2 separate regions of the Homo sapiens genome follow, and region 2 is linked to region 1. A link is a loop called in an ENCODE intact Hi-C map of the cell type or tissue named here. Cell type or tissue: IMR-90. All regions are shown on one strand. Each heading gives the region's core, and the rest is flanking DNA. Links, peaks and the distances in the headings are about the cores only. Region 1 has its middle 58 kb from the start of LINC01791. Region 2 overlaps TSHZ3 (teashirt zinc finger homeobox 3).

Region 1 (9,852 bases), core at 4,786-7,285:
TCACTGATAACTTTTTGGTTATCCTCTTAAAGTCTTTTTCTATGCATATATTTACATACATACATTTTTTAAAAACAAAAAAATGAAATGTACAGATGGGTTTGCAACTTTTTTCCCCATTTAACTATATATTGTGAACCTTTTCTGAAGTCACTACATAATTCTCAGTATGATTTTTTTATGACCTTGGATTATAATGCACCATACTTTATTTAAGCAGCTGCATATTTTCAGACGTTTATTTTGTTTTTAATTTTTTGCTTTTATAAACAACCTTCCAGGGAACATTTTTAAATAAATTTCTGCAGTTATTTATGATTATTTTCTGAGGATAAATTCCTAGAAGAGGAATTGCTGGGTAAATGAACTACACATATTTTAAAGAATTTTGCCAAGTTACCCTCTAGAACAATTGTATCACTTTAGGATCATCCTAGCAATCTGTGGGTGCCCATTTTCCCAGGCTCTACATAATCTTTTCTTTTTTAGAAAATGTCAGTGTAATAGCTGAAAAATCGTGTTTCACTATTGTTTCAGTTTGCACATCTTTGACAGCTTGCAAAGTTAAACATTTTTCATATTTTTGCTGTTAGTACTTCCTTTGTGAATTTTCTAATCATGTCTTTTGTCCACATTGACATTTCAGAGACTTAAGAATGTAAACCCTTTGTTACATACATTGCAAGTTTCTTTTTCCAGTTTCCTATTTGCTCTTAGATATAGTTATGGCAGAATATTTGAATTTACATGTGATCAATTTCATCAAGATTCTACTTTATGGTAATACACTACCTAAAAGATTTTCCCATTACAAGATCAGATAAACATGCACCTATATTTCCTTCTAGTTCATTTGTATATGTATTTTTAAATTTATAATCCGCTTGACATTTATTTTAGGATGTGGTGTGAAGCAGTGATGAATCAATTTATCTTTAGTGTTTCGCAGTTGTCCCCGCATCATTTCCCCCAGAGACTTGAAAAAGCTCTCCTATTATGGAATAGATTCTTAATGTTCTTTCTACCTGCCCATCCTTGGTCCAATAACATTCTATTTTAATTGTCGTAGTTTTAGAATCTATCTTAATGTCCTTGCAAATGTTTCTAATCTTTCTGTTTGGTCAAACTTTACTTGATTATTTTATTCATTTATTCTTCCAGACAACATTTAGAATCATTTTGTCAGGTTTCAAAGAAAACTTTATTAAAATTTGGATTGGAATTATAATAGACTTATACACAAATTGAGGCAATGGCCCCCTTACAATGTTTAGTCTTCTCTTTCAGGAACATGCATGCACCCCTCTAATTTTACCCTTCTCATATCTTCTTCTATAAAACTCCCTTCTAAAACCACTGGGTCAGGACAGCATCCCAGTCAGGTAGGACTAATATTACTGGACTCAGTTTCAATCAAATTTGGAACCCACAGGTCTGTTTTGAGGAAGGAGGAGATGGAGAGAGGTTAGGATCTAAGATTAGAGTGGCGAGGTAGTGCATGCCCCTCCTTTGAGAACACTCACTTCCAGGAAGGTTCTGTAGGAAACTTCAAATACCAGGGTCTACAAATGACCCTGCAGTCACTGACCCATGTACAATCCTTCTGTGCAGGCTCTGCTTAACATCCTGGCAGCATTGGTAGAGATTTTTATTTAAAATCTGAACACCACTCTCTGCAATCTGTCCATGGGAAGGTGCTAGTAACCTTCAGTGTTCAAATATCCCAGCTCAAGGAAGAAAGTTTGACCCTAAGCTTCTGATTGAAACACAATAAAGCAAATAATGATTGAAAAATAAGACACATATTCTTGGGAACCATGCTAATATTGTCTCTAATAATTTTTTTTTTTTTTTTTTTAGACAGGGTTTCACTCTGTCACTCAGGCTGGAGTACAGTGGTGTGATCTCAACTCACCATAACCTCTGCCTCCGGGGCTCATGTGATCCTCCCCCCTCAGCCTCTGGAGTAGCTGGGACTGCAGGCACACACCACCATGCCTAGCTAAATTTTGTAATTTTTGTAGACATAGGGTTTCACTATGTTGCCCAAGCTGGTCTTGAACTCCTGGGCTCAAGCAATCTGCCCACCTTGACCTCCAGAAGTGCTGGGATTACAGGTGTGAGCCACCACACCCAGCCTGAAATAGAATTTGTATTGGTGAATTCAGGAATTACAAGAGCTTCAATAATGTCTTGAAGCTCTTAACTTAACTTGGCAATGCTCCCTCTACTCTCCTTGCAGCTCCCCAGTGAAGCATGGCCTTGTGCACCATAAGCAGATTTGAAGTTTAAGAAGATGACTCTAGATGTTCCACGGAGAATGTTAGGAGTGAGAATGGCCATGGGAAGACCCACTGGGAGGCTGTTGAGTTGCCCAGGTAAGATGATGGTTTTATGGACTTGTTGGGGGTCCGTGTGGATGGAGGGAAGGAACCAGAGTTTACACATATGTTGGTCATAAAAATAAACCAATAAGATTTCATGATGGCGCTAGAGAAGGGAAGATGTCCAAGATGATTCCAAGGTTTCTGGCAGAAGAAACTGGATGGTTGCTGAGATTTGAAAGGTGGAGTAGGAATAGATTTGGGGACAGCAGGGATAGGACTGCCTGGAGCTGAGTTCAAGGCATGCTTGTGTAGATCCTGGATGTCTTGTCATTAAGTGAGAGAAACCTACCTCCAACTTTACTGAGTGAAAAAGAAGAGTTTTGGGGTACGCAATATAAAGCCCACAGGTGGAACAGATTTTCAGCCCCTGGTGTTCAACATTGGCATTAGGGATCTCTCTCTTCTTCCCTCCCATCCTCTCTTTCTTCCCCCTTCTGTTGCTGTAAGCTGTGCTTTCACTGTGCTGCCTTTCTCTTCTAGCAGGCTCTCCCTAAGTTTGGTGGCAGAGTTGGCCCAGTCTCTTCAGGCTTCTATTCTATTCTACCAGCATAGCAATTCCAGTGAGAAAATAGGGTTTTTTTCCTCCTCAAATTGTGTCAGCAAAATTTGTTGGGTGTGAATGGTCTTGACCCACTTTTGACTCAGTAACTCTCTTTATACCAATCTGATTCTGGGTAGATCTGTCATATGACCAGACAATTTTGAAAAGGTATTTGGGCTAGGCGTGGTGGCTCATTCCTGTAATCCCAGCACTCTGGGAGGCTGAGACGGGTGGGTGGCTTGAGGTCAGGGGTTCGAGACCAGCCTGGGCAACATAGTGAAACCCCATATCTACTAAAAATACAAAAAGTTATCCAGGCATGGTGGCACAGGCCTGTAGTCCCAGCTACTTGAGAGGCTGAGGCACAAGAATCGCTTGAACCTGGAAGGCTGAGGTTGCAGTAAGCCGAGATGGCACCACTGCACTCCAGCCTGGATGACAAAGAGAAATTCCATCTCAAAAAAAAAAAAAAAAAAAGAAAGAAAGAAAGAAAGAGAAGAAAAAGAAAAAAGAAAAAGTATCTGCAAGGGATAGTTCTCTAAAAGCAAAAAATGAAAATAAGGAAATAAACAGATTGGACAGACAAATCACAGATGCCTATATCTGCTAATATATGTGACCTTAAAATTTATTGTCTAAGATGTTTTTGAGTCTGAAAGGGGTGCTGTGACTACTTATGCCAGGACACCACATGTAAATAGAGACTTCCCAGAGCAAATGAAGACATATGGTCACCTTATGTCTTGAACACAGGGTGTTCAAGTAGAGATGTTGACTTGTGGTTGGTGCTCAGATGGAAGGCAAGAATGGAATATAGGATTTAGAGCGGTTAGCAGGGAAGTTCTGATGGAATGGTGTATTAGTCCATTTTCACGCTGCTGATAAAGACATACCTGAGACTGGGTAATCTACAAACAAAAAGTTGTTTAATGGATTCACAGTTCCATGTGGCTGGGGAGGCCTCACAATCATGGCAAAAGGCAAAAGGCACACCTTACATAGTGGCAGGCAAAGAGAAAATGAGAACCAAGCAAAAGAGGAAACCCCTTATGAAACAATCAGATCTTGTGAGACTTGTTCACTACCATGAGAACAGTGTGGGGGAAACCACCCTTATGATTCAGTTATCTCCTACTGGTTCCCTCCCACAACACGTGGGAATTATAGGAGCTACAATTCAAGATGAGATTTGGGTGGGGACACAGAAACCATATCAAATGGTATGGGAAGAAGTGGAATTGAAGGAGTCGAAAGAGTGGGTTGAAGATTGAAAGGAGGTGAGGAATTGGGGACAGCATCATATGGACACATTGCTTTTTTTTTTTTTTTAAGATGGAGTCTTGCTCTGTTGCCCAGGGTGAAGTGCAGTGGCATGAGGTTGGCTCACTGCAACCTCCATCTCCCGATTCCAGTGATTCTCCTGCCTCAGCTTCCCAAGTAGCTGGGATTACAGGTGCCCATTAACACACCCTGCTCATTTTTGTATTTTTAGTAAAGGCAGGGTTTCACCATGTTAGCCAGGATGGTCTCAAACCCCTGTCCTCAAGCAATCCACCTACCTTGGCTTCCCAAAGTGCTGGGGTTACGGGCATGAGCCACCGTGCCCAGCTGACACACCGCTTTTAAGCCAGATTGGGAAGGGTAAGGAGATAAGGCAACAGCAGGAGGAAAATGAGTGAGAGCAAAGGAAATGAATTTTAAGACTGGGAGACTAGTGGAAACTGTAAGCAAAGGAATAGATATCTGTTGATGGAAACTGTCAGAAGGCAGGAGGGAAAAGGCCCCTCAGGAAGGAGAAGGGCGAACTTCACCTTTGTAACTGAAGGAAGGTGGGGGAGGATGGGGAGGTGCAGATGGGCCGATAGATTCTGTCATGCAAGAAAGAGATGCTCCTGTTCCTATACGATGGCTTCTCATTTTTCCATAAAGTGCAGGACAAGGCTGTATGCCAAGATTGGGGTTTGAGGCCATAAGATGCGTTGAACATGTTGCTGTGGTAAAAGGGTTGGTGAACGAAATGCACCAAGACTGTTGGGCAATGTGACAGGCTGAGATGTGTGTGGCAATGTGAGCCAGCTATGGATTGCAGCGTCTCTGCCAAGGCTGGGGGAAATATATTCAGCTTATCCCCCTAGGCTTGTTTGCAGACCACTCCTTTCATTCCCTGGGACTTCAAAGAGATTGTCACATCTCCACCGTCTGAGGCTGACTCTGGGGCCAGGCTTCCTATAATGCCATTCGGGATGCTCAAATGATCATGCTCTATGGGCACCTGAAGTAACATGGCCTCACTTCTAAATGAATGGCAGCATTTGCATGAAGGAAAAACATTTTTAATGCCCCCTTTTCTGATTTAGGAGGTTGCTGAAGTCAGGGTGCAGTAGAATTTGCCATAATTCACAGGTCTGGCCTCCTCTTCTCCAGAGGCCTCCAGCCAGCACATTGCAGTGTTCAGAAGCTGCTCTTGGGTGCTCAGGGGGAACAGGGGCCCTGGGGCTTCTAGGCCGTACATAAAAGCTGAAGCCTTTGTGTGTTCATCCTGGCTGGTAATTTGCCATTTAAGAAATTCACATTGGACTTTATCACCTCCAGCTCTTGAGCACAATGTCTTTTCTTGATAGAAAGCTGGTGAATCAAATAAAGTTTTTAAATGAAAATATTATAAAAGAAAATTTTGGTGGATTCCCCTTGTTTTATTGTTTTTAATTTTTTCTAGCACCAACATAAAAGGATTTCTCTTTGGTACACAAACTACTTACTGGGGCTGCTGAATAGCAATGATATGATTTAATATCTAGAGTGTCCTCAAGCCCTAAGGCTAGAGTATTAGAATTGGAGGTAGCATTGACCCACCACGTCTGGCTTCTGTGAGGTCCTGTGCCATCCACATAGGTCTGCATGATTAATACTTAAGAGATTATGTCCTGGGAGACATGTATGGAGACATCATTGGAGTGGTTGTCTTCACAGCAAACGTCACTTGAAACTTCCTTTTCCCCCTTCAGAATACCAACGTGATTATGCATTGAGCTGTTGCTATTTACAGATATCTTAGCACAGAGAGCATTACACAGCCAATGACACAGAATTACAACCATCTAGACATATGGTTTGGATAAACAAAGCACAAAGCACAAATTAACCATGGTTGACTATAACTCCCGCTCTCTACTCCCTAGGGAGGGACTTTAGTGAAACTCCCAGTTGGAGAAAGCAATACATATCAGAAAGTAGAGTGCATACAGCATGGTTTAGACAAATGGTAAACCTTATTTAATGCTTTTCATGGTGCCAGAACACAATGGCACCAACCTGTCTAGCAAAAGTTATATCTCCGTGCCAGTTTCCTGTAAATAGTAACTGTACTCCTACCGGATTCCATGCCTGTGTGCTCCAAGGCCAAAGAATGCCTTTCATTTTTCATCACCTTGCTTCTACTTCCTGTGTCCAAAGGCCTGGTTGCCGAGTGCATCTGGATGTTAGAGCTGCAAGGAGTTGGACGCAAGTAGCCTCCTCTGAGTAAACACCCTTCAACTTCCACTGTGGTCCTTCCCCTCACTGAGTGGCCCATGCTAGTCTATAGGGAAGAACCCCCATCACCCCCACCCCCGCTCCAGCTAGGACAGTCAAGGCCTGAGCTCATCCAACCCCACGGGTGCCATTAGGAGTGGGAGGATTCTATTTGCTGGCAGTCAGCATTCCCCCCACTTTCCATATTTTATCTTCCATGAAAAATTCTTCCAGGACAGGAAACTTTCTGTGTGAGGTCCTTGGCCCCATCATTGACACACGAACCTTATAAACTTTGTTTGACAATAAAGAGTATAATATTTGCTTTTCATAATACATGTGCATCGCTTTCCAAAGGAGAGAGCAAAATAAATAAATAACTGGAGTGAAAGGCTTCTACTTGGCTTGAACACTTGTACTGGAGTTTTTCAAAAGGAAAAAAAATCCACAGAACACTTAGCTAAATATATACCTACTTTTTTTTTCTTGTCTTTGGTGACTTTTCAGATGTACATAATGTATTTAGTTCTCCCTCTCTCTGTCACACACACACACACACACACACACACACACACACACGTTATAAGAACTAAAATTAGAGTCCATCATTCACAGACCTACCTGGGAGAAGGTATACACATGAGGCCCCACAAATACAGAGGGCTCTACAGTGTCAGATAAGCCTTAAAGACTTAATATTTTATGAGTTGGTAAACCTTTGATTCTTATTATTTTATTAGCTGACCCTAATATTTTAAGTGTACACCAAAAACAAATTCTGCTCCATGAGATGAGCAGAGGAAAAATCTACAGGCTCAGATGTCCAAGAGAAACAGGGCTTCCATCAGTGTGACAGGGACATGGAATCTCTAATGCCCTCTCAACAGAAATCCTAGCTGCCAACCTCCTGAGCCTCATGGTCATCTTGAGTCAAGGGAATTGTGTGAGATCCACTCAAGTGGCCTTGATGGCTTTCTTCTTGCAAAGGTTGGGCAGGCAGCGGGAGACTCGCTGACCCCACATGGGTATTATTGACATGTCTTCTTGCTGTCATTTTCACATCTCATTTCTAACCCTCTGAAGTGAATAGGGAAGACTACTGAATCACTCTCTGTCATGTTTATATGGCAAAATAGAAATGGAGAAGGACAAGAGACGAGATTCCCAGGGCAAAGCTAATGGACTTACCAAGGCCACTTACCTGGATTCAATAATTCAAATTAACTCCATTCAATTCAGCAAATATTTTCCGAGTACCTCCTATGAAGGAAGTCCCTGTGCTAAGCCCCGTAGAAGATACAGAAAAGAAACTGAAGCTGAAGCTCCAGTCCAGAGGGAGAAACATTTAAGGGTGAAATATTCCTGAGAGCATGGCAGCTGGAGAGGGACAGGAGGTCCTGAAGGAAGGAGGAATCCATTCTGATTAGTACTGGGGAACAGGAAGATGGGAACCTTGACTTTACTCTAGAGCCTTTGAAAGTTTTTCCAAGTCTAGGAAGGTTGTGAAGTGTGTACCAAGTCTCAGTCCTACTTGTCTCTTTTCATCTCAAGAGTCAAGTGAAAATATCTTCAAGCATATTGAAAATAACATCTGGTCACATGCGTTTGACTGACCCCATTCCCATTGTGGACTCCAATATATACTGGATGTGTTTCATTTTGCTTCTGTGTAAAACAGATTCTACTAGCCCATAAAGAGGGATTTTACATTTAGTCTTCTGTGACGTTCATTAGTAACATGTTCCATATGCACTTACAGATGTACATTCTACAAATTGGAATTCTTACAGTCTAGCTATAGATGAAGAAAATTCATGGGAAATCTCTATGAGGCTCAAAGAATGGATGGGAAGGGTAAAGACCCTGGCTTAAAATAGACTGCAACCAAGGTATAGCTGGGGTCCAGGCAAACTCAACCACGTACACTGTCAGGGGACCATGAGCTCCAACCACTTCCTGACCTCATGTCACTGTACTCCAGATTCAAAGTCCTGGGGCTGAAGAGAGGCTGGTTGCAAAGGTCCCATTCTTGACACCTTGGCTTGCAGTCTTACAAGACCCAAGACAGAGGGCGAGGTAAACCTTTCACCTTTCAGAAGCACATTAGGATGCTATTATTGAAAGTAAGGTGAAGGGATTATGAGTCACCAAGCCACCAGGAAGTGCACCATATTTAGTGGGCCAGATACCGTGTTAATGCTAAGATAATAAACTCATGGACACTGAAGCCCAGCGACAGGCCACCATTTTGTGTTAGGGAGTAGACATGTAAATAACTTACCACCAAACATGGAAGAAGAGAAAGCATTACAGGAGAGGGGAGGTGAAGAAGGAACTCCAAGGGAGGTTGGAGGAGAGACAGTGGTTTCTATTCAATGTGCCCAGCTAACCTTCAGATGATATCGTGGTGATGCTGTGGAAGGAATGTGGAGTGTATCTGATGACCTCGGGCACATGGCTGAGGCCGGGAGTGGATTTAGGTCAGCCACCAATTTGACATAAGGAGAACTGCACATCCATGTTGGAGTTATGACATGTGTTTTCTGTTGACTTTGATTTGAAGACACCCCACCACCTATTCCTTGACACTCCTGTGTCTCAAAAAAGTGTCTTTCAAGGTATGTGTATCACTGCACTCATACACATGCACATATCTATTGGAAACCCTGGCCCAAATTGGCTTTCTATCCACCACCAAAAGAATTCAGCATCCTTTTCTTGAGTTTTCATTGCACTTTACCCTTACCTCTAATGCTACACCTGCCATGTTAAATTAAAATTATATTTTGCAGATAATATCTTGTCCATCATGGCATCCCCTGTGTCTGGCATAGTATCTGATACCAAGTAGGCATGTGACAGATGTTGGGTGAATATACATAGTTGAGCATACACATCTCTGATCTTAGTCTTGTTACTGCTGGTGATAATAAACATTTGTAATTAGGCATTTTAACTAGTTTGGCATCTATGCTGTTCTTATGTAACTACTTTTGGTGGATTTGCCTGTTGCTTTCTGTAGCTGCTTCAAAAGGAAGTGGTGCACATTTCAGTCTTCATTGAAATTTCAATCCTGGAGTCATAAATATTGCTATGTGCTCACCAAAATCTGTTCCTTCATCTTTCTGAGCACACAGCTAGACTACATTTCCCAGCCTCCTTTGCAGTGAGGTGTGGTCATGTGACTCGGTGTTAGCCAGAGGAAAGGAAAAGGAAGTGAAGTGCACCACTTCTCAGACTGGCCCTTTAAAAACCTACCCTGTGATCATCCTTCCTTACCTGCCAGCTGAATAGAAAGGGCGCCAAGGCTCTAGCTACTAATAGCCACTAATCATATGTTGCTATTTAAATTTGAATTAATTTAAATGAAATAAAAATGAGAGACAAAGAACTATCACAGTCCCAAGTACTCTT
Region 2 (9,852 bases), core at 4,462-6,961, 110 kb before region 1:
TGTGTGTGTGTGTGTGTGTGTGTGTGTGTTTATTTTGAAATAACTTTATTCGCAGCCTAACACTTTGCACTGCATTCAGCATGACTTAGAATTTACTTTTGGTGTTGTCCAGCTGCTGCCAAAAATTGGGTAGAATCAGATTGGTATTCTTTGTTGGTGCCTGGAATTGTAGCCAGTGGTACAAAGGTGATGTTGTTCCTTGCTGAGACTTCGTGGAAGAAGGCAAAACTTTGATCATCTGCCCTTGCACTTGGGCAGTGTTGAAGGTGATTGGAGTACAAGTGCCAATTTGCAGGAACAATTGTAAACACCTTTGATACAAATGCCATCATCCCATTTTTACTGATTAGAAAAACTTTGCTATTAATAGGTGCAAAGTCCATTTCAGGTATAATTGGTAAGGAACTGAGTGCACTCATGGGAAGAAACCTTGTTTTGTTTTTTGTTCGCTTTTCTTCTTATCCCCTTTTCTCAGTTTTATGGCTGGAGACATGATTTATTGCAGCCATCCATCTTGGGGGCTCATCCATCACACCCGGGTTGCTAGGAGATTGTGGCAGCAGCTGTTTGCTCTGAATCAGACAGAAAAGTTGTCAATCATCAAAGGCAGGTGAATAGCATTAGAAACACGCTATTGTCAGACGGAATAATTAATCAAAGAGAGAAAAGATAATTAAAAAGATATGACCCTTGCAAGTACTTGCTCTGGGTTGCCTGTAAAAAAAAAAAAAAAAAATAGAAAAAAAGAAAAAGAAAGGAAGAAAGAAAGAAAAACTGCCTGGTCTTTTCTAGACACTTAAGCAGCTGAGGGCTGATAAAATATGCACTCTGCAGTGCATAGTTTTTAATTAATTGAAAAAGGTTCAACATTCAAAGACGATGCTGGAGAGAAGTCTGATTATGAACAGAAGTAATATTTATTGTTTGCTTGAAGGGCTTGACACAAAGTTCTAACTTTTTGTTAAAAATCTCTGGCTTTCCTGGCTGGTGAGGAGGCACAGGCTGGGGTCTTCAGGTATCCACTGGTGCCCCGCATCTGTTCCCTCCACTCCCCAGCCCACATTCTTGGCTCTTCCAGAGAGTCTCAGACCCCGAAGAACTGGAGTGAGACCCTGCTGACCAGGATCCGATGCCCTTCTACAGTTCTGGTGGGTCTGAAACTTCGTTCCTTAGATAACCGGATTTTTTAAAACATGAAGATGGGAAGCTTGAAAGACATTCCATGAGGTCCACCGTCAAGATGCTCAGAGTAAGCTATGCATCTCCTCTGGCCTCTTGCCTAACTGGAACATGCTCAAGGACCTAGAGAATCCATCCATCCTACTTCGAATCTGTCTCCGTGTGGTCCCACAAAGTGCACTACAGAGTCCCAGCCAGAGAGCGATAACCTGGCGTCACATTCTGAAAAGGCCCCCAGTCATGGTTTAAAGACCATTCTGGGTGCCCCTTTCAGCCTCAAAAAAAATTGTCATAGTTCAGGAAGTTCGTTCTTGCTTTTTCTGAAGCTAAAATATTCTGGAGGAATTGGAAAATGTATTAAAAACTAGATAGAAAGTGGCATATCTGGAGTTGCTTTTCAGTGAAATATGCTGCAAACCCTGAAACAGATCTACTCTTTTATTTTTGGATACTATGCTTGATTTTCACACCATTCTCTTCCCAAAGAATAGCAGGACTTCTAAAATTAGCAGGAGGAAAAAAGGCTTGAATATTAGAATTCATGAAAAGGAAGAAAGCAACACATTTTTGAGCTGGGACACCGTTTTCAGGGAACGCCAGATCAGTGCACTAGGGACTCCGTCCCTGACTCCCTCCCTGTCACAGCACCGGGGATTTTTTGCCAAGAGTCCCAGAGGAATCTCAGGTGGCTGCACCTCATGGTGTGACGTCCACCTTCTGTAATGAATGCACTTGGAGCCCACGGGGGTGACACAGCTCTGGCCTTTTGGGGATAGAGAAATATATGTAGAGAGAGACCCAGATAAGCAAAAGCACCTGCCAGGCCTGCTGGTACCCTCACAGAGGTCTCACCTGTTCAGGAGGCTGGGGCAAGTGTTCCTTATCAGAACTTGGCCTTTAGGGAAATGAGTGGCTTCGACTTCAGGTGACGATTTGGGTTCTTGAGCCGGAATCTCCTTGGTGGCCTTCTAAGCTCACAAGTCTGAGTGGGAGACAACCAGTCTCTTGAGTTTTCTGAACACACAGCAGTGGTCCTTAAGGTCAGTATTTTCCAGGGCAGTCAGTACCTGTTCTAGACCAACAACGGGGTGTGCTGCAGGAATGCCAGAGATTCCAGTAGATGCCTGACCAGGGCTTGAGAGCTTCAGGTGGATGGCAGTGTCCGGGCAGGGGAGGAGGCCCTCCTGTCTTCCGTGAGACCTGGCCATTTGGAAGTGGGCCGTGAGGGTAGCTCCTCTGTTCCTCAGAGAGAAATTCTTGTAGTTGCCATCTCTCCTTTCCAAATAATTGCTGAGAAAGCGCTTTGCTTAATGTCAGCCAACGCAGTTCCAAAATGTGGCGGTTCGTCGGGGAAGGGCAAAGGAAGAAAGATCCCGTGAATCATTTATGGTAGATTTGTGAATTCACATATAAAAAATGTCAACCTTTAATGCTAGTAAAATTAGAGTGAGATTTGCTCCCTCTTAAAAATGGGAAAACAAGCAATGGGTGAAGAAGAGGGAAAGTCTTTAAGTTTTGAGAAGTTCACGCAGGTCATTTTTCCTGGAGCCCTGGTCAGGATCTTGTGTTTCTTGCTCCCCCAGGTAACCCCTGGCAGCTTTTTGAGTGACTCACTGAACACATGACAGAGAGAGGGCAGGAAGAAGGGATGATGATTGCTTATTCTTTAGAGGAGATTTGGCTTCTGTGGGTGTGCATTTTGGCCAGGATTTCAGCATCTCCGTCCCCAGGTTATGGATTCTCTGACATGGGAGCCAGGCATAAACATAGGTCTCTTATGTCTCAAGGGGGCATGGCAGGATAGAGCCACCACATTCAAAGCCATATGTTATGGTGAGAAAACCTAAGACTCCACTGACCCCCGCATCAACTTGATATTTGAGTGTTCTATCTAAGTGATGTGTATTTGCCTCCTGGAGTTCCATGAGACAAGGTTACCTGGAAGTCATTTTGGTTTTTCCTAACTCAGCTGCCATAGACTCAAAGCAGGCTCAGCCCCCACCCTGCTGGCTTTGCCTGAAGCCTTAGGATGAGAGGGAAAGGCAGCAGAAATTAACCAGTGTGACTCCCTGTAGGTAGAGACATTCCAAAACACTTAAAAGACCTCAGTGCATTGCATAAGACGCAATTGTTATTACTCATCTGCCTAACAAAAAGCTTTTGAAAGGGGGCAGAGATTCATATTTGCCAGAGGAGAAGATGGGTTATCAGTGGTTTTCATGTGGTGAAATGTTCCCATTCCATTTCTTGCCTTTGTTTCTGCTCTGAGGTTGTAGTAAAATGGCTCTTTCACATATATTAGTTAGCAAATACTATGGGTGTGTAATAGATGAGGCTGCGGTGGTGTTATTTTCTCTTGCTTTTCTGTATAAAATCATAAGGCAGAGTGGACCCTCCCCTACGTGACAGTGACGGAGGTTCCTACCGAGATGGTTAGGTGAATAACTAATAGAACAAACACGTAGTCAGCTGGGCAAAGGAAAATAAATAAAATAACAGCATGTTCTTGGTTCTTAGAGCCGTGCAACATGAGCCCTGTTCAAATTGGGTCTTGGAGCTCCATACTTTCTGATGTAGTGTGGGTGGGGAGGGAGCAAGGTATTATTTGGAAACACACGTACACGCTCCTTGTGAAAGAAGTGGAGTATTTAACATTTCTGCAAGGAAAACATCTTTCATTACTTGACGTGTTCTGTGGTAATGATTTTTCAGTTCAACAAACAAGTACTTATTAGCGTGCGTGCGGGAACCTGGCTGAGGTGAATGGCAGGACCATTTTTAACGGGAACGCGCTGGCCAAGTTTCATGGGGGCCTGGCTGGTCCAGGTGGTCCCAGGATGATGGCTCACTTGGCCTGGAGAGGCAGCTCTGGGACAAGCATCCCACTGTAAAGTCCCCCGGGCCCCATCACTGGGGCCCAAGAGCTCAGGTTGGAGTGACATCAGCATGTTTGTTTTTTTTGTTGCAAGCAGAACCTTCCATGGGGCTTCTTTGGTGGTTTATAAAGTGGATCTGCCTGGAGAGATAACACACTCTGCATGCCACGGGGTTGGCTGAGGATTTGCTGGTTCAAGGGACTGTTTGGGTTCAAGATGATATGCGGGTGAAAAGGGCCGATCCAGGTCCCCTTGCTGAGATGGGTCTGGTTTTTGTAAATTGACTTGTTACAGGAGGGAGAGTGTAGGCACAAGAGCTGAGTGGGAGCGTTTCTGCAGGGGGAATGGAGCTGATTTTCACCCAGAGAGGGGCTCGCATGTCCTTGGTCATAACCTCCTGAGTTGGAGTAGTGTTAGGGAGGGCAGCTGCATTGCTCTTCGCCCTCCCTTGGTGGGAGTGGGAGGGAACAAATGCCCTGTTCATGTAGATCTCTCTGAGGCCCCAACTCCCAGACACTTTGAGTGTGGCCTTCACCCCTGGATTTATTTATTTATTTATTTATTTATTTATTTATTTATTTATTTATTGTGAGACAGGATCTCCCTTGTCACCCAGGCTGGAGTGCAGTGGCATGATCATGGCTCACTGCAGCCTCGACCTCCTTGGGCTCAGACAGTCCTCCCACCTCAGCCTCCTGAGTAGCTGGGACCACAGGCACACACCATCATGCCTGAGTAATTTTTCTATTTTTTGTAGGATGGGGTTTTGCCATGTTGCCTAGGCTGGTCTCGAACTCCTGGGCTCAAGCAGTCTACCCTCCTCGGTCTCCAAAAGTGCTGGGATTACAGGTGTGAGCCATGTGCCTGGCCTACCCCTGTTTTGTTTTGTTTTGTTTTTGTTTTTTGCCTTTATTCCTATGAGATAGTAAGTGCACTAGCCACTGTAATTGCAGGCCTGACCCAATATGGCTTTTTCTCTGCTTTGCATTGCATTCATATCACGGTGTTCATAAAATTAGAAATAGCGAGTTGTGCAGCTTTTTTGAAGAACCCCAGTAATCACAGTCCCCTAAACTGGAGTCCCCACCAAACTGAGACTAAGTAGGGATGGGTGATGGCCCTGTGCAAACTTCATGGCACATCTCCGTTCCCCAATACAGCTGATAATTTTAGTGGATTTGTGCCCCAATCACATCTGATGAGGGGTCGTCGGTCATCGTGGCTCCAAAAAATGTGATCTCAGTTTCTATCCCATGACATTATATTCAGTAAGTGAAAATGGCCTTGAGCTTTCAGAGCCCCACCAGCTCCGTGGTTCCCTTCTGCCATGGCAGTGTGGGGAATGCAGCAGTTAACACTGTTTATACATTCCAGGGGTATTAAGCAGTTAGGTTACTGGAATCGTGGCAGAGCGAGTGGGAGCCGCATTCTGGGTTGTGTCTCTGTAATCAATTACTAAACATATCATGAAATTCCAGATGTAATAATAAAGTTTATGATGATTATATTGTCAGGAGGCCGGGAACACACCACCTCATTGACAGCTGAAGGAAGCAAGAGAATCAGCCTAGGTTTTGCCTGTAATAGGAAAAAGGGTCTTCTTTTGCTCCCATCAGTGATTCTGCATACTTTTTGTGAATGGAAACATGCATTTTTTGGAGACTCAGTTAGAGGGGGAAAAGGGAGAGGTTGAGAAGGGAACACCCTTGGTTTTATGGGGGACATCTTCTTCACGTACCTCCTCTCCCTTCCTCCTCCTTGCCCCTGCCCAGAAGAAAGTGCCCGGGGGAGGTGACATCTTCTGCAGTCAGGGAGGCAGGCTTGGCTGGGGCCCAGCCGCTCTGCCCTTAGAAGCAGCCACCCCTCCTTACGAAGGTGCAGCGTGCTCTGGTGTGGAAACATAAAATGGACGTTCTGTGAAAATCAATTGACTGTCCCGGCTGGACCAGACAGCTCTGACACCACAGTAGGTGGCAGGTGGTGAACATAAGGTACCCAGAAACCTTGGCCGCAGTGACACAGTGAATGCAGCCGCTGGCCTCCTTCCTTGCAACACTATTTGTAGTTTCTTCTCTCTGTGCGTCCATGGCATTTCCAGAAAATGCATCTTGAGTTGACTTCCCTTCGTTATGACACAGCACTGCAAGCAGGGTCGAGCTGCAGTTGGGAAGTTTCAGGGCACATTTCGGCCACATCTGCTGGTACCAGTAGGACCGTGATTGTTTTGGTGGTTGTATGAGTGCAGATTAATTAAACAACAGTAACAAAACAGAACAAAACAAAAAAACAGCAATTCGCAGCAGATCTGAAATATCAGTGACAAAGACAAAAAAAATGATAAATAAGCTATTCCAGGCTATGAAAGAAAATTAATGCCCCTTTAACTCATCACTGCGCCAAAAGTAGATAATAAAGTGCTTACTATGAGAGCGGTTTTACAGACATGTTTCCTGAGGCTCTGGTACAGGTGAGCTCAGGAAGGCCTGGTGTCGCTCTGTCCACATTCCCCGCGTGCCCTCTGAATCTCTGATGCTTTGGTTCAGCCCGGGGGTCTCTCTTAGGCCAGGGTTACATGCGCCGTTTCCCTCCTTCAGTCCTTAGAGGGAAGGAGGGGGTATCCCTTTCGGTGAGTCATAACTCTGCCGTTGGGTTGGGCAGCTCTCATGTAGAAGGGAGATTTTAGGAAGCCCGTCTTTGCTAGAATTTGCCTGGCAGGCCCTGCGTTTCCCATTGTCCTTCTGCCACCATGGTGACTGGGGACATGCCCGTGCCTGTGGGGGACAAGCATGCATGTCAGTTTTTGGGCATGTCAATGCTGATTCCTGTGCCCTGGGGTACGGCCCACCTTCTCTCGGTAGAGCTGTGACCCTGCCAACAGGAAGTGCTGGGAAAACAAGCTCCTGACACCTCCGTCTGGGGTCTGGGGTCGCCTTCTCAGCGTGGGCTGCTTCATGACCCATAGGTGTTCTGGACTTTCCTCCCCCCGCCCAAGGATTAAACAGCACTTGGCTCCTTGTTAAAAGCACATTGATGTTTTGAGCCCAGAGGGAGGTGTGGATCACACAGCAGGTCAACAGCCTCCATTTTGCACCCCGCCATTCCCTGTGGCTGGTTAAGGTGGGAGTGGGTAGGGAGGAGAAAACAGAACTAGAGAGTGACATTGGGGCGATGCTGACCGAGGGTGTGACCCAGGCCAGGCCAGGCTGCTGTGGCCACTGACCTGCTCCTCCCTGCACTTCACATGGGAGCTCGGGCATTGGGAGCCGTCAGGCCAGTCCTCAAGGTACGGCCAAGCAGCCCGGAGGCCACCTCCCGAGGCCTGTGCTAGCAGCTCCTGGTCCATGCCTGCCGGTCAGCTCACTGCTCCACCCCTGCTAGGCGTTAGATGTTTCCAGAAGGCCTGAGGGCCAGGCAGGTGAGGGGCTTCAAGTTCACTCAGGGCAGCTGTTGAGAGTTTAGCGAGTTTTATTTTTGCCCCCAAATTTAAAAGTATCACGGAAGGCAGAGCTATTACAGAGAGAAACCAACCTTTTGGTTATCACACAGCAGCTTTTATGAATTAAAAAAAAAAAAAGGATCTTGACCCTCTTTGAAAGGAAATAAAGTAGGAACCCAGTGTTAAGGAAAACAAAAAAGCTGATATTACAGTTTTTATGATTACTCATATCCTAGGCTGGAGCTTGAGGAAACCAGTTATAATGGAATTTCATTTTTTTCTCTTCCTAGTTGTGTGTCTGCGCTCTTTTTTCCATTAGAATGAGGAGTGGTTCATACTTGGTGTGGAAAAAAAACACACAACAATTTTGGCATGTGATCCTTGCTCTTAGTTGACCCAACGCTGATGGGACTGAAGATAGAATTATGCGGCCTTGTAATTAATTATCGAGCTATAAGGGGAACTGTGGAGTGAAGAGAGAAAGGGATGGAGTTACACAGGGCGGTGTTCCTGCCTCTCTCTCCACAAACACCCCCACTCCCAAGTGCTGTACCCAGGTTTAGCTTTGACACCATAAATAATGCATCTTCCGATATTCAGAAGTGAAAAATCTAAAGCCATCTAGTGGTTCATTTTTATTGGTAGCCACTGTATTAGCACCATTTAAAAACACTATTTTATTGCTGTGAGTCTGCAAGTTGCCAGTAGCAGTTCACCAATTTCACCGGTGTGAGGTGAGGGGTAAGATGATGACCAAAAGCAGAGATGCCTCCACTCTGCCTAAATTAAATGTTTGTGCAAGTAAACTTGAGCGTGCCCATTGCCAGGGCTGACCTTATACCACTAAGTTCTTGCAGTGGCCTGGATGATTGTAATGGAGGTAACGTGATATAAATGTAAACTTTAGCCCTGCTTACACAGAATGCACAAGGCAGCGTGACACCTTCATTTCAGTAGTAAGAAATTACCATTGTCTCTTATTTCTTGCTCGGAGCTTGGGTGACCAAGCCAAGAAGTAATTACACAATTAGGGTTGACAAAGCAGTTCCTGTAACATTTCTTTCTCTTAAGTTTGGGTAGCTTATTTCAACTTCACATTTTCCATATCTTTGTCATTAATAACAAATATCCGTTTTCAGTGCAATACATGTGCCGCATGAAGATTGGGAGCCTAGTGTAATTTAATGATGAAATGTGAGCATTTCATTTTCTGTAAATGTGGCTCTTTGAAGTTTAAGGTAGACATCCAGGAGCTCACACGGCCCCTGTACAGGAAGTTGACTACCAACTCTTCCGCAAGTGAGATTGGTGAACAGTGATTGGGAGCCACTCCCGCTTAGGTGACAAAGATGTTTGAAAGGATATGCAGATATGTGACATGGCTTATCTGGAAGGCTGCCTCTTCAAAGTCATCTCCCATTACTATGGCTCCAGATAATTCTTTAATCTTAAATTGTGTTATCTGCAGTATGTATACGGTATTGTAATTAATTGTCACCAACTTAAAATATAATCTGTTTGGAGTTTATATACCATCTAGGCCTGACCCTTACCTAAAGAAGAAAACACCTCACAGTTTCTCTCTTCTTATTTGTTATTGGATATGAAAGGAGAGAGACACTCTCTACTAAAGAAAAATAGACCTGTTAAGATTTAACCCGCCATTCCTTGAATAAGATGTTCTCAGAACTTCTGTTTTGGTACCAGCTAATGCTGCAAACAAGCTTTGAAACATGGATGGCTCAGCTGGGAGGTGAATGGCCTGCAGGAAGGTTGGGCTCCATCAGCAGGGGCCAGTCCACTGAAGCAAGTCAGTCCTGCTGCCATTTGTCAGCCTGGGCTGGCCTTCCAGAGCCCATCCCTGGTGTGGGAGAGGTGCCAACGTGGCCCGCAGTCCCCGCTGTTTTATAGCTGATGCTATATGCACACACCCAAGGCTTTTCAAGGCTCACACTCAGAGAAGTGCCCACTGGTCTTCCCCTCAGGTGGACAGAGTGAGTGAGTTCCCTGCTCCATGAGCCTAGCACTTCGCTTTTCAGCAAAGGTGCCTTGGTTTTGGGTGGATCTTGTATAAATGAATTCTAGCTGGGGGCCTGGGCAAAAGTTATATTTCTTCTGACAGAGTTTGTAGCAACGTTTTTCTTAATTATTCTTGATGTTTTGCCCATTATACCATTAGCTTCTTCAGAGGACAGAGATAAATAGCTGGTATCTGCAAGAACAAAGTGTGAACTGAATGCATTTAATTATTGATATCTCAGTAACTAAAGGCTCTAGAATGATGTTGTCAAATGCCTTAGTGATCTGACAGCCGATGTATTGGTTTGCAGATGCAACTAGAGACAATGTCCATGTAAACTC

What was found. A loop is a pair of places that touch in the nucleus more often than their neighbours do. Peaks named below come from ENCODE experiments on the same cell type or tissue, not always from the same donor. Only the 100,000 strongest peaks of a DNase experiment are listed, where the experiment ranks them.
Region 2: a loop joins it to region 1, with 3 times the contacts of the local background. A loop is called at or near these places in 13 of 110 quality-filtered maps.

Annotation. Positions count from the first base shown.
Region 1 is chr19:31,220,531-31,230,382 of GRCh38, reverse strand. It overlaps a transcript of TSHZ3 not described here. Among named protein-coding and RNA genes, the nearest start is that of LINC01791, 58 kb to the right of the region's middle. In IMR-90, for the core only: no CTCF peak of the experiment used is centred there; DNase peaks (open chromatin) are centred at 5,972 and 6,392; H3K4me3 peaks cover 248 bases; H3K27ac peaks cover 2,027 bases.
Region 2 is chr19:31,327,898-31,337,749 of GRCh38, reverse strand. The region is part of intron 1 of TSHZ3 (teashirt zinc finger homeobox 3); the gene reads left to right. It overlaps TSHZ3-AS1 (TSHZ3 antisense RNA 1), which reads right to left. Exons shown (of 3, transcript XR_002958388.2): 1 at 1-9,852. Among named protein-coding and RNA genes, the nearest start is that of TSHZ3-AS1, 11 kb to the right of the region's middle. In IMR-90, for the core only: no CTCF peak of the experiment used is centred there; a DNase peak (open chromatin) is centred at 5,429; H3K27ac peaks cover 2,326 bases.